Linked DNA regions of Homo sapiens: region 2 is linked to region 1. A link is a contact called in ENCODE Hi-C or POLR2A ChIA-PET data. All regions are on one chromosome and are shown on one strand. The core of a region is the stretch at or near the end of the contact, and the rest is flanking DNA. Distances in the headings are between cores, read along the strand shown.

Region 1 (7,468 bases), core at 2,251-4,750:
ATTAAAAGGAACATTTTATATTCGAGTGCTATTTCTTTTGTGGCACCAAAACTTTATATATAACAATATATATAACAAAATGATAAAGGGAAAAGGCAAGTAAATTTTTATCCTCAGGTAGAAGGCATAGGACAAAATGGAAGGTTTAAGCAAGATGTAGGTTTGTGCAAGATTAATCTCATGAAAATAATTTTATGTGTGATCAGATTGACTAAAATTAGAAAATTTAAGTTTTTAAAAAACTGAGCATTAGTATGAAAAGTACACTGATGGGAGGGAGGAGTTTGAGCCTCTGTGTTAGAACAAGGTTTTCTTGGAGCATTGCTCTGCCCTTAATAGAAAACTGTGGGCCAGGTGTGGTGGCTCAGGCCTGTAATCCCAGCACTTCTGGAGGCCAAGGTGGGCGGATTGCTTGAGACCAAGAGTTCGAGATCAGCCTGGGCAATATGGTGAGTTCCTATGTCTACACAAAGTTTTTAAGAAAATTAGTCGAGCATGGTGGCACATGCCTGTAGTCCCACCTATTCAGGAGGCTAAGGTGGAGAATCGCTTGAGCCTGGGAGGTGGAGGTGGCAGTGAGCTGAGATCACACTACTGTACTCCAGCCTGGGTGGAGACCCTGTCTCAAAAAAAAAAAAAAATAGTGAAAAGTTTTTCTTTACCTTTTAGGTAGCTGGCCTAGGAAACTGATTCTATGTTTAATCAAGATAATTTCTTGTGCTTTGTATCTTTGAAATCTTCTGTCACTTTGGTTTTATTTCACAGTGATCTGTGTTCCTATCTGATCATGTAATTTTTTTTTTTTTCTTTGAGATGAAGTCTCACTCCGTCGCCAGGCTGGAGTGCAGTGGCGCGATCTCGGCTCACTGCAACCTCCAACTCCTGGGTTCAAGCAATTCTCCTGCCTCAGCCTCCCTGAGTAGCTATGTAATTTAAACCTTGGATATTTGACAAACTTTTCAAAAAACTTTTGACCGAAATTAACTTTAGGACATTCCAGAAAGCCCTGGAACTTCTAAAAGGAACTGTAAAACAAAGAGATTAAGCCAACATGGGCTTATCGAATATTTTAAATTATATGGGAAGCACTGTCAAAACATGGAATGATGTTTAGCCTTCGAGTGACAGTTATATGGATGTGTTATTAATAGATGTTCCAAAATTGTATAAAGTTCCTAGAAACCTATGTCTTCATATAAATGCTATCAGTCATAATTATGGTTCACGAATAACCAAATTTCCTTGTCAACTGCATTGCCATAGCCATTTTAAGCCTTGGTGTTCATAGCAATTGCTTTATTCCAATGCCTTTCTGAAAGTTACTTGCAAGCACTTACAATCTTCAAGTGTTATGTCTTCAGGGCAGTTCATGGAAAGAATGGAAAGAATGAAAAAAACTCTGACAAGTATATAGTTTCTAATAATTTTGAGTTCATAGCATTGGACTGAATTTCCAAAACTATAATAGCACAAAACTGATGGGCTTGTGCTAAGCAAGTTCACAGCAGGAATTAATTACATGGAGCTGGGCACGGTGGCTCATGAATGTAATGTCAGCACTTTGGGAGACTGAGGCAGGAGGATGGCTTGAACACAGGAGCTTGAGGCTGCAGTGAGCTATGATCGTGCCACTGCACTCCGGCCTGGTGACTGAAACATACATACATACATACAAGCATACATATATAAAACATGTGCCTACCATATGTTTCAGCCATTCCACCTCTGGATTTATCTAAGAGATGTGTCTAAGAGAATGAAAGACTAAGTCTTTGCAAAGACTTTTATATGAATTTTTATAGCACATTTATGTATCACAACCAAAAATTGTAAACAACCCAAATGTCTATCAACAGATGAATGAATCCAAAAGATACATAGTTGAGCTATACTATATATCTCAACCAAATACTACTCTCAATAAAAAGAAATAAACTATGAATACCTACAACTTGGATAAATCTCAAAATATTTATACTGAGAGAAAAAAGTCAGACGAAAAAAGGACACACTGTATTATTCCATTTCTATCTCTTAAAAATTCAAAATAATCTGCAGTGACTGAAAGAAGATCAGTGGTTGTCCGGGGCCACTCTCAGTACCAATTTACTGTATGAGTCTGTTCTCACACTGCTAATAAAGACATACCCGAGACTGGGTAATTTATAAAGGAAAGAGAGTTAATTGACTCACACTTACCACAGAGTCCCCACAGGGGCAGCACCTAGTGGAGCTGTGAGAAGAGGGCCACCGTCCTCCAGACCCCAGAATGGTCGATCCACGGACAGCTTGCACTAAGTGCCTGGAAAAGCCACAGACACTCAACGCCAGCTGTGAAAGCAGCCAGGAGTGGGGCTGTACCCAGCAAAGCCACAAGGGTGGAGCTATCCAAGGCCATGGCAGCCCACCTCTGGCATCAGTGTGACCTAGATGTGAGACATGGAGTCAAAGGAGATCATTTTGGAGCTTTAAGATTTAATGACTGCCCTATGGATTTTGGACTTGCATGGGGCCTGTAGCCCCTTTGTTTTAGCCAACCTCTCCCATTTGGAATGGCTATATTTACCCAGTGCCTGTTCCCCCATTGTATCTAGGAGGTAACTAATTTGCTTTTGATTTTATAGTCTCATAGGCAGAAGGGACTTGCTTTGTCTCAAATGAGACTTCGGACTTGGACTTTTGGGTTAATGCTGGAATGAATTAAGACTTTGGGGGACTGTTGGAAAGGCATGGCTGTGTTTTGAAATGTGAGGACGTGAGATTTGGGTAGGGTGGAATGATATGGTTTGGCTGTGTCTCTACCAAAATCTCATCTTGAATTGTGGCTCCCGTAGTCCCCACATGTTGTGGGAGGGATCCGGTGGGAGGTAAATGACTCAGGGGTCGGTTCCCCCCATGCTGTTCTCGTGACAGTGAGTTCTCATGAGATCTGATGGTCTTATAAGGGCCTTTTCCCCCTTTTGCTCGGCACTTCTCCTTCCTGTCAACCATATAAAGAATGACATGTTTACTTCCCCTTCAGCCATGATTATAAGTTTCAAGAGGCCTCCCCGGCCATGCCAAACTGTGAGTCAGTTAAACCTCTTTCCTTTATAAATTACCCAGTCTTGGGTATGTTTTTATTAGCAGTCTGAGAGTAGACTAATACAGGAACGCAGTGGCACAATCATGGCTCACTGCAGCCTTGATCTTCTGGCCTCAAGAAATCTTTCTGCCTCAGCCTCCCGAGTAGGTGGGACTACAGGAATGCACCACCACGCCCGGCAAATTCGAAAGAAAAATGTTTGTAGAGACTGTGTCTCACTGTGTTGCTAAGGCTGGTCTCAAACTCCTGGGCTCACGTGATCCTCCCGTCTTGGCCTCCCAAAGTGCTAGAATTACAGGCATGAGTCACTGTGCCCAAGCCTATTTATTTATTATTTTAGAGACAGGGTCTCACTCTATTGCCTGGGCTAGTGTGTAGCAGCACAATCATAGCTCACTGCAAACTAGAACTCTTGGGCTCCAGGGATCCTCCAGCCTCAGCCTCCTAACCAGCTAGGAATTGGCGTGTGGCACCATGCCCAGCTAAGTTGTAAATTTTCTGTAGAGACAAGGTTTTGCTACGTTGCCCAGGCTGGTCTCCAACTCCTGGCCTCAAGTGATCCTCCCACCTCGGCCTCCCAAAACTTTGGGATTACAGGCATGAGCCTGGCCAAATTATACATTTTAAATATGTGTGGTTTATTTTATGTCAGTCAGACCTCAATAAGGCTGTTTAAAAAACGAAAGGGCAGCTAAAGTTTTCAACCGATAATTAACAATGTGTTTTTTTCAAGTGACACACATTTTCCCAAACTTTTGGTTTTTTGAAAGACTCTTACTGAGCAGCTAAAAACAACCAGTTAATGAACTGCCTGTCTTTAAGAAACTACTGTCATCTGACTTATCCAAGGCTATTTTCAACTTAGGGAAAGGGAAGCTTATTTTTGTAAGAAAATAATTGCTCCTCCACCTGCACTCAATTCATTCTCGAGCAAAATTAACCTGCTGAGAATAAGGGTGTTATTTTACGTGCCTAAATTGCTTGCCCATGGAATTCTTGAAATAAATTATTTTCACTGGGACTGGGCATCCTTTTAATTCTAGATCACTAATTTAACATCCGCTCATCTGTTGGTCTTGAATATCAGCAACCAGTGAGTCCGACTCATCCCAAACGACAGCAGATGGCCAGGCTCCTCCCCCTGCATCCAGACTCACTTCCTCCTGGTGAAGTTGGCTCTCCAGCATCCCTTCCAGTACTGGGCTCCCAGAAGGATGCCTCTGAGAGGCTTCCACGCACATGAGTGTTAATTTCATGTGTCAACTTGAGTGGGCCACAGGGTGCCCGGATTAAAGATTGTTTCTGTGAATGTCTGTCCTCTGTCATTATTTGGAAAAGCTGGAGGAACACAGGCTGCAGATTAATGAAGACCAGGACACAGCAAGACACTGATTCTGCAGCACCTGCTGTAAAATGATTCACTCCAGGAAGCACAGGATCAGTGCAAATAAGTGCTGTTAATAATTAACTACTTTGCAGATGAGAGCTGGCCAGTTATAAGCTCCTCCCCTGTGGATCAATCAATAAGCAATGGAAATAAAGCATCCCTAAAATTATATCTATAGGAGAACACCGTTTCATTTTATTTTATTTAGAGCTTTTCAAAAGTACATTTTTTTGTAAAAGATAACCTCTCTGTGTCTTCTTTTAAGTGCTTGATTAGTGAAGTATGAAAATATCAACTATGTCAGGAAAGCAAGATCACAGAAGCGGATTATCCCACTTGCATGCAAAACCAAGGACAACAATTAGAGAAGAATATGCCTCATTATGTCCAGGTGACACCCATGCAATGCAGGGCTTCTCAGTCTCCAATGGGCACATGAATCCCCCAGGATCTTGTCAAAATGCAGATCCTTGCCTCAGTGGATCTGGGCAGGGCCTGGGACTCTGCATTTCTTCAAGGCACCGAGTGAGGCTGATGCTGTTATTCCACTGACCCGACAAAGACTTACGAAAATGAGGAATCCTGGGCAAAGAGCTTTCCAACCTAAGGTGCACCGTGCAGCGCGGGCTTCCAGGACTCAGGATGTTCCCTGCTACAGATGGCAGGTTTGAGTCCCCCAAAATGTATATGTTAAAACTTAGCCCTTAGAATGTATGTGTTTGAGTCCCCCATGTATATGTTAAAACCTAGTCCTTAATTTGATGGTATTTGAAGGTGGGTCCTTGGGAGGTGATTAGGGCATGAGGGTGGAGCCTCACGAGTGGGATTAGTGCCCTTCTAAGAAGAGACACTCACTCGAAGTTCTGCCTCTCTCTCTCTCTCCACCATGTGAGGACACAGAGTGAAGGTGGCTGTCTGCAGGCCGGGAAGAGGGCCCTTGCCAGACGCCAGATCTACTGGCGCCTCAATCTTGTATTCCCAGCTTCCAGAACTGTCAGAAATAAATGTCTATTATTTATACGTGACCCAGTCTGTGGTCATTTCATTACAGTATTAGGAACAGACCAAGATATTCCCTTTCCAACAATCTGAGCTATCCTTCACTTCTTCCCATCACCTGAAATACAAAGGGTTATCACTCAGCCTATGATGCTAGAAACCGCAGACGCTCTACCTTCGGGTTTAGGAGTGCCATGAGCTAAAAGCTCCGGCCTGCTAATGGCAGAGGGTAATTGTGGCTTCCATGACTGGGTTCAGGAAATGAGTGCCACTGGGGACCTGTGACTGCAGGGAAAGGTAAGGAAATGCACTTCATTCTATTAAACCTCCCGGCTGAAGCGTTTGTCTGTGGAATGCTAGTGAGGATGCAGGACACACATTAAACAGCATCAAGACTTGCTTCTAGACGATTTTCTCCTTGAAGCCTAGACTTTAAACAGCCCTGATGTTTCAGGTGAAGGATCTCTGGGGAGCACCAGCAGCCCTGTGGAGCCCTCATGATGAAGTCAGCACAACACAGGGGGGCGGGGCGGGGGTGTTGTGTCTGCCTGGCACAGCCTGGTGGCTTCGTGGAGAGACAATGTTTAACAGCCAGTAGCATAGTAATCCAATATTCTCCACTCCTCTATAGAATACCTGCCAATAATGACAACATGTGAACAAAGAATTCCCCTTCAGCATCAGAACTTTCCATTAGAAACACGTCTACCTGCTCCTGTCTTTGATATCTCAGAAGCCCTCCAGAACATTCAGCGTGTCCAACTTGCTCTGGTTTTCTGGCACCAAGAAAGCTCAGGTTAAAGTCAGAGACTTAGCGTTCCCACCCACATTCCAGAATTCTGCCCGTGTAGAGCCTCTAATGATATCACATCCCTCACCGCGGCACTACAGCTGTCCTGCTCTCATGTGCAGGTAAGCGGTCACTCCTGAAGTCCTGGGCAAGGAAAAGATCATTGAGACGCAGCTTCCTCCTTCCCAGAGCTCGGGCTGGAAGCTCCCAGCCCTGGACAGCCAATTCTCATCTAATACCCAAACTCTCCAGCCTCACCTTAATTCTTCCAGCTCTGTGGATTAGACAGAGGTATTGTATTCATGATCAAGTTCTTCTCACAGAGACGCAAACCCTTTTCTCTATAACTTCACTCCTGGTGCCGGTCTCACCTTTCCTCCAGTAGCCTGCCTTTCAATGACAGCAGCAGCAGGGCAGTGCTGAGGGCGGCCACCCTTCTGAGCACTCACCACCTGCCAGGTGCAGTGCAAAGGACAGGCCAGAAGGACCTCTGACATCATTCCCATTTTGCAGATGTATCAGTCCGTTTTCACATTGCTAATAAAGACATACCCAAAACTGGGAACAAAAAGAGATTTAATTGGACTTACAGTTCCACATAGCTGGGGAGGCTTCAGAGTCATGGTGCAAGGTGAAAGGCACTTCTTACATGGTGGCGGCAAGACAAAAATTAGGAAGAAACAAAAGTGGAAACCCCTCATAAACCCATCAGGTCTAGTGAGACTTATTCACTGTCACGAGAATAGCACAAGAAAGACCAGACTCCATGATTCAGTTACCTCCCCCTGGTTCCCACAACATGTGGGAATTCCGGGAGATACAATTCAAGTTGAGATTTGGGTGGGGACAAACCATATCAGCAGATACTGAAACTGAGGCCCAGAGAGGTCAAATGATGTTCTTGGATTACAAGCTAGCAAATGTAGGAGGCAGACCCCAAAGCTCACTCTCCATGCCATGCTGTAGCCTGCCTGTATAATCAAGTGTCTCACTGTGCTGTGGTCAGGCCCTCAGACCCAACATCCTCAAGCCCCCAAATGCTCCACCAGCATCTCCCTCCCCAGGCCCAGCCCAGCAGCCCACACCCCTCCTGAAATAGGGCTTCCCTCTGAGCCAGCAGAAGAAGTGAGGAGGGCAGGAAGCTCCACCAGCCTCTATTGTAATTGGATCTTCCTGCTGGCAGTTCTCGGTGACAAGAAAGGGCCAG
Region 2 (7,468 bases), core at 3,174-5,673, 170 kb after region 1:
TTTACATCTTTTTATATTGCCTATCTTTTAACCAATTGTTGTAGTTACCATCATGTTTAATAGTTTTGTCTTCTGTCTTCATACTTAAGAAATAAGTGATTTACTTGCCCCAATTGCAGTATTAGGATATTCTGAATTTGTCTTTTTTTCTTTTATTAGTGAGTTTAATACCCTTAGATATTTTCTTGTTACATGTTAGCAACCATTTCTTTCAAATTGAAGAACTCCCTTGGGCATTTCTTGTAACACAGATTTGGTGATGATGAATTCCTTCTGCTTTTGTTTGTGTGGGAAAGTCTATCTTTCCTTAGTATCTGAAGAATAGCTATGCTAGGCACAGTATGCTCGGTTGGTAGTTTTTTCCTTTAGCACATCAAATACAGCATTCCACTCTGTCCTTGCCTGCAAGGTTTCTGCTGAGAAATCCACTGAAAGCTGTATTGGGTATCTCTTGCATTTGGTTTGTTTCTTTTATCTTGCTGCTTTAAACATTCTTTCTTTGTCTTTGATTTTTTTAAATTTGATTATAATGTGCCTTTGGGATTTCCTCTTTGGGCTGAATTTTATTGGTAACTTCTGAGCTTCTTGTACCTGGATGGTGTCATTTTTTTTTCAGATTTGGGAAAATTTTATCCATTATTTATTTAAGTATGCTTTCTAGGCCTTTTCTCTTTTGTCTCCTTTGGGAATGTCTATTATGTGGAAATTAGTTCACTTGATGGCGCCCCACAATTCTTGTAGGCCCTGTTCACTCTTTTTTTAAATTCTTTTTTCTCTTTACTCTTCTAATTGGGTAATTGGGGTTATCTGGGCTTCATAAAACTGGATGTCTATTTCCCTTCCCAGATGTGGGAAGTTTTCAACCATTATTTCCTTAAATAAGTTTTCTACCACTTTCTCTTCCTCTTCTCTTTGTAGAAATCCCATAAAGCATATATTGGTATGTTTGATGATGTTCATAAGTTCCCTAAGTTCTCTTTACTTTTAAAAAATTATTTCTGTTTTTTTTTTGTTCCTCTGACTGGATAATTTCAAACGATCTCTCTTTGTGCACACAGATGCCTCTTCTTCTACCTGATCAAGTCTGCTGTTGAAGTTTCCTCTGAAATTTTTCAGTTCGGTCATTGTGTCCTTCAGCTCCAAAATTTATTTTCTTTTATCATCTCTATGTCTTTGTTGAAGTTCTCATTTTGTTCATGTATTGTTTTCACGATATCATGTGGCTTTCTTTCTGTGTTCTTTAATAGTTCACTGAGATTATTTAAGACACTTATTTTGAATTCTTTTCCAGGCAGTTCTTAGGTCTCCATCTTTTAAAAGATCAGTTATCGGTTTTATTGTGTTCTTTTGGCATCGTTGTATTTTCCTGATTCTTTGTGATCCTTATGGCTTTGCACTGGTGCCTGTACTTTTGAAGAAGGAGTCATCTCTTTTAATCTTTACAGGCTGGCTTCAGCAGGGAAACCCCTTCCCAGTCAGGCTGGCCAGAGATTCTGAGTGGGCTGGCTGGTGGGATCCATAGGCTGGAAAACTGCTGGGGTCAGTGGGTAAGCAGGCTTGCTGCTGTGGTCCATGGGCAGGTGGCCTGCTGCTGTGCGCCACCAGCATGCCGTTGAGGTCTGCATGTTGGTTGTTGAGAGCCCTCATCTATTTCTGTTGTTCTTAGCAGCCCCCAGGCAATCTAGCCTTTCTGATTCACTCAGTGTTCTGGGTGAGGCATAACAGAAGTGAGCCTCTCAGGCAGTAAATCAAAAGGCTACAGAAGAGTCAGATGCTCACTGCATGCTCTCTTTCCCCCATGGGAGAACTTATGGGCCAAGGAGATCTGTCTTGGTGCTGCATTCTACTGGCCTAGAGGAGGCTTGGTGCTGGTAAAGTAAAAATATTCTTACCCTTTTCAATGTGTCTTTTCTCATTTCTGTGCCCCATCAAGGTGTTGAATACTCTTGCTTGGAGTCCAGAGCTCTCAGAAAAGTAATTTTATCTATGGATGGTTATTAAATCAGTATTTCTGAGGGGAACAAGGGCTGGCACTTCCTATTCTGCCATCTTGCAGATGTCACTTCCAGAATTCTTTCTTAAGCAGAATTTGCCCCCTTAATTTCCCTGGAGGGTTTCCCAACATAAACTATTGTGTTCAGAGACATTAGGAACATTTCTCCCAGTTCATAGCTTAGGTCCAAATAACTTTTCCAGGCCTGCTTTTCTGCCAACCATTTCATGTTTCATGGAGCAGCCATAGGGCAGTGGTTTCTCACCTGGGGGTGACGGTATAGTGGTTTTAACTCCCGGGGGACATTTGGCAATGTATGGAGACAGTTTTGGTTTCATGACTTGGGAGGGGATCTTACTAGCATTTAGTGGAAAGAGGCCAGGAAAGAGTGCTGCTAAACACACTACAATACACAGCCCAAAGTGTCAAACTTATTGAAGTTGAGAAGCCCTACCCTATGAGTACAATTAGTAAATAATTAATACATATAAAGTACTTAGAAAGTCTCTGGGGCAATAGTGAGTGCTCAATAAATGCCAGCTATTTATAGGGATGGTCTGAATGATATCCCATTGTTGTACCAAACTGCTTGTTGACATTCAGTTTCATATTTAACTGTGAACTGCATAGAAGCATGTGACCCTCATGTGAGCATCAGCCTCCCTTCACTAACATAGTCCTTTGTGCGTATGAATCACTCCTACATGAGAATGGAGCAGTAGAAAGAAAGGGCCAATCCCCTGATTGAAGATGAACATCCTTATCTCTGAAATTCTAAGGCAGAGTTAGAAGAAAAGAGGTTGGAGTGCATTTCTGATTAACTTTGTAAATTTTAAAATTCCTACAGTTAAGTGAATTTGAATTTGGTAACAGAAAAAGTATAAAATTACTCTATTTCATAAAAGAAACAGAAATGATCTTTTGTCTTTTTCATGTATAAATTTGGCTGTGACCCACAGAAGTATGAAGATATGGTTTCCACACCAATGTTAGGCCTTCTCAAGGAGCTTAGAGTGTGTCGGTGGAGAGGGAGAAGCCCAACGGGAGATCTTATTCCACCTCTGCACGTCTTCAGGACCCCTGTGGAAACATGTGATCTCTAACAGTCTCTCTGGGGCTCTGCCCACCCCCAGCAGTGTCACCTCACATCACCGCACAATAAGAACTTTCTCATCATGAACATAGCTTTCTCTGGAGAAGCTGGGAAGTGCTTAACTATGCCAGAAGCTGGACAATTCAGGTAGAAGTGTAAATGTTGGCCTAACCTTCAAAGGACAGAAATAGCTTTCTTTGAAAGTTCTCAAAGGTGTTTCAGAACTCTGGAAAATTTTAAATCTTAAAATAACACTACAATTGTCCATTTGTCTTGGGGATGCCTGTGCGGAGTGAGAGTGAATCCCTAAATTTGACTTTCCGTCTCTCCTCCACTGCAGGATGTGGTTGGGCTTTTTCGTCCTTGGGCTGCCAAAACTGAAAAGCACCTTGCTCCACTCCAGAGGAATGTGTTCAGTGTCCTTTATAGAACCCACTTGTTTCCTGGCCTGGAAGGGGGATTGTCCCGGTGCACAGCCGGGCTGTCACATGTGTGACGTGTTAGCTGTCCCCCTCCCAAACATTAGCAAAGCATAGTACTGCGAAAGCAAATGTGGCTCCCAGGGCACCGCTCACAGGCTGTCACCAAAGCTTATGATCCCCGAGCTGACTGGGAATGGGGAATGTCAGGGAATACACAGTCTCCGCCCCCTTCTCCTTCAACTCTCACCCTTGGGCACATCACTCACGTCTCCTAAATCATCCCATGGTTTAGGAGTCAGGCAGTGATACACATGCTCTGAGCAGATTCTCAGGTGCTCTTAAAAGCTGCCAATGCTAATATTGCCCTGGAAAACAATGATGAGTATTTTAGAGCGACCCACTCACTGGGTGAATGCATTGAGTCAGCCCATCCCCCTGCCTTCACTGACTGCACTGCGGTGGGGTGGGTGGTGGTGTCTGTCCCTCTCTCTCTGCCTTCACTCCTAACTGACAGCTCCTGCCACCCTGATGCTCAGGTTTCATCATCCCATATACTCTGGGTCTTGTTCCGACTCTACAAAGAAAAGGTGCCACGAGGACTGTGACAGAGTATGACTATAATTCGGTAGAGGTCTCATCTCAACTCCTTGTTTTACATACCATGTGTTAACTGAGGCCACATGGAGAGGGTAATGTGAAGTGTTACCTGAAGGACGGTGGCAGAGCTCTGTGCACTGGCTGCCCCGAGGGGGCAGAAAGGAAGGGAGGGAGGGAGGAAAACAGTAGGGAAGAAGGAAGCCACTCTCTGCCCGCCCCCTGCCCCATCTCAGGCCCTAGCCCTCTGCCAGGAGCGTCTCCTGAGGCTGAAAGTGCCCCCTCCCGCTCTCAGACTCTGCGCTGCCATCTGCCTTGCTTCTCTCGGTACCACTTCCCCTGCTCTCTTTTGAATCGGATTCTCTCCTTCAAACTCCAGCTGATCCAGCCCGCACATGCCAGGCCCGTATGTAGATTCGTCTGTTGCCACCGTCCTCCAAGCCCTAGGGAGGGGTTGAGCTCCGTGGAAGGCCTCTGATGGGAGGGACACGACTCGGAGGCTGAGCAGCACAGGACACCGTGGTAAACTGGGATTCTTCTTTGCCTTTCTCAGGGAGGCAAAAGGTGCAGAGGCCTGCAGTGTGCTGTGAGCGACAGTGCCAGCTAGTGGCGCACGACTTACATCGCTAGCTACAGGGTTTCTTTTCTTTTTCTTTCTTTCTTTTTTTTTTTTTTTTTTGAGGCAGTCTCACTTTGTCGCCCAGTGGCACAATCTCAGCTCACTGCAACCTCTGCTGCCCAGGTTCAAGCAATTCTCATCGGTCAGGCTCCCGAGTAGCTGGAATTACAGGCATGCTCCACCACACCCAGCTAATTTTTGTGTTTTTAGTAGAGAAGGGGTTTCACCATATTGGCCAGGTTGGTCTTGAACTCCTGACCTCAAGTGATCCGCCTGCCTCGGCCTCCGAAAGTGTTGGGATTACAGGCGTGAGCCACTGTACCCGGCCCAGCGTTTCTTGACAACAGGGAATTGGGAGGATGCAGTCAGGCCTGGCCTTTAGTGGGTTGTAGAACTCCCTCTAGGGGTAAATGCTCAATAAAAATGGCTTAGCCTGGCCAGGTGTGGCGGCTCATGTCTGTAATCCCAGCACTTTGGGAGGCCAAGGTGGGCGGATCACGAGGTCAGGAGATCGAGACCATCCTGGCTAACATGGTGAAACCCCGTCTCTACTAAAAAATACGAAAAACAAAATTAGCCGGGTGTGGTGGAGGGGGTCTGTAGTCCCAGCTACTCGGGAGGCTGAGGCAGGAGAATGGCGTGAACCCGAGAGGCGGAGCTTGCAGTAAGCCGAGATCACACCACTGCACTCACTCCAGCCTGGGCAATAGTGGAGCGAGACTCCGTCTCAAAAAAAAAAAAAAAAAAAAAAAAGCCTTAGCCTGAAGAACACTGCCTTGCTTTCCATTTGGATTCTTTTCCTGTAGTTTGAATAAAGACGTAAGTTTTATAAAAATGTCTAGCCTTATTTTATGCATGTGCCCTGAGAAAGGTCTTAGACTCATTTACTGAAAGATGAAAGCAGCTATGTTTCTGAAATGAAGTCACTCTTCAATCACTTACTGCCTAGCAGGCAGCCACTGCCAAGTCCATTTTCCTGTTTTTATTGGAAAAAATATCATATCCCTTCCTTTAAATTTGTTTTTGATTCAAAAAAAATGGTTCTGAGATGTTAGAACATGCATGCTATGTGTCAAAATCTAATATTCACCAAAATCTAATAGTCATCAAACACTAGAAGCATTTAAGAAGAGGGCCGGGCATGGTGGCTCATGCCTGTAATCCTGGCACTTTGGGAGGCTGAGGCGGGTGGATTTCCTGACCTCAGGAGTTCGAGACCACCCAGGGCAACAGGGTGAAACCCTGTCTCTACTAAAAATACAAAAAAATTAACCAGGTGTGATGCCGTGTGCCTGTAGTCCCAACTACTTGAGAGGCTGAGGCAGGAGAATCGCTTGAGCCCCAGTGGCAAAGGTTGGAGTGAGCCAAGATCATGCCACTGCACTCCAGCTTGGGCCACAGAGTGAGACTCTGTCTCAAAAAAAAAAAAAGAAAAGAAAGAAAGAAAGAAAGAAAGAAAGAAAGAAAGAAAGAAAGAAAGAAAGGAAGGAAGGAAGGAAGGAAGGAAGGAAGGAAGGAAGGAAGGAAGGAAGAAAGAAAGAAAGAAAGAAAGGCTAAGTGCTGATTGGCTGCATGGAGGTGAATGGGCTTCCTTGCGATTAATGAGGCACAGCAGAAATGGAAGACGGGGAGGGCTTGAGGATGCTGTCCCAGGACAGTCCAAGGGACACAGCAGGGGAAAGAGATGTCCGGGCAGCAAGAGACGGAGAGCAAAGCTTGGGCCCTGACAGCATGGACCTACTTCTTTGAATCCCAGAAGGCAAAGTGCATACCCAGCCTACTGTGAGCTCATCCTCATCCCTGCCACTCAATTCACAGTTCTAAGAGTTGATACAGAAAATTAATTATATTTCATATATTCAATAGGTTAGACACAAACATTTCCTAATTAACTTTATTTCTAATAACATTACACCCCCTGCCAAAGCAATATTCTTATCTGAGGCCAGAGTTTGCAGTGGGAAGATGTAGAAAAGGAGAATGGGATCTATCCTGGTCTGGGAATTCTGTAAGAGTCTAGGAAGGCAGATGGAGCATGTGATAGCCTGATGACACGACAATTTGTCACAGACTCCTGAAGAAACCGCTAGCATTCTAAATGCGCAACTCATGGGCGTCATGATTTCATTTCTCTTAAAACCTGTGACTTTCCTGCGAACAATTTCTTTTCATAAGAATAAACTTGACATCCTCCACGTACGAATAATAGAAAGTTCTGTGCTGGTGTGAGAAGCACTCATGGAGGCCTCTGTCCCACACTGTGGTCTGAGAGAGCTTTCAAGTAAGACACATTTTAAGCCAGCAGCTTAGATTGATAGGTAGATAGATAAGTAGATGGATAGATAGATAGATAGATAGATAGATAGATAGATAGATAGATTATAGATAGATAGATAGATATAGTAACTGATTTCAGTAGGGAAGAATTATCATTTGGCCAGTTAAGGATAAAATGTCTTACTACATAAGGTTGGACTTTTATCCTTCTTATCCCCAAAAAACATATCCTGATTTTCCCCAGTTCTGCCTGTATTTGATATATAACAGGATTACAGTACCAAGATGTATATATTTAATCAAGTGAACTTTTGCTTGGCTGTGAGGCCCTCTGCTACAGTTTGAATGTGTCCCCTGCAAAATTCAGGTGTGGAAACTTAATGGCCAATGTGATAGTATTAAGAGGAGGGACTTTTGCAGGTGATTAGACCACGAGGGCTCTTTCTTCTTGAGTGGGATCAGACCCTCAT

What was found. A loop is a pair of places that touch in the nucleus more often than their neighbours do. ChIA-PET counts read pairs that join two places held with the same protein, here RNA polymerase II (POLR2A). Pooled maps may share reads with other maps.
Region 2: a loop to region 1 is called in a map of adrenal gland, with 2.5 times the contacts of the local background. The contact joins two enhancer-like sites. A Hi-C loop is called at or near these places in 1 of 168 maps with a recorded cell type or tissue (adrenal gland), 1 of 37 single-sample maps with no recorded cell type and 9 of 50 pooled maps. POLR2A ChIA-PET finds 5 or more read pairs at or near these places in 3 of 52 experiments (OCI-LY7, WTC11 and activated naive CD8-positive, alpha-beta T cell).

The regions. Positions count from the first base shown.
Region 1 is chr15:25,759,176-25,766,643 of GRCh38, forward strand. The region is part of intron 2 of ATP10A (ATPase phospholipid transporting 10A (putative)); the gene reads right to left. Among named protein-coding and RNA genes, the nearest start is that of MIR4715, 86 kb to the right of the region's middle. Within about 2 kb of position 3,501, at least 2 of the 41 ENCODE cell types and tissues checked have a DNase peak (open chromatin) inside an H3K27ac peak, as active enhancers do.
Region 2 is chr15:25,929,413-25,936,880 of GRCh38, forward strand. All of the region lies in intron 1 of LINC02346 (long intergenic non-protein coding RNA 2346), which reads left to right. Among named protein-coding and RNA genes, the nearest start is that of LINC02346, 31 kb to the left of the region's middle. RefSeq lists enhancers at 1,054-1,555, 1,556-2,055. Within about 2 kb of position 4,424, at least 2 of the 41 ENCODE cell types and tissues checked have a DNase peak (open chromatin) inside an H3K27ac peak, as active enhancers do.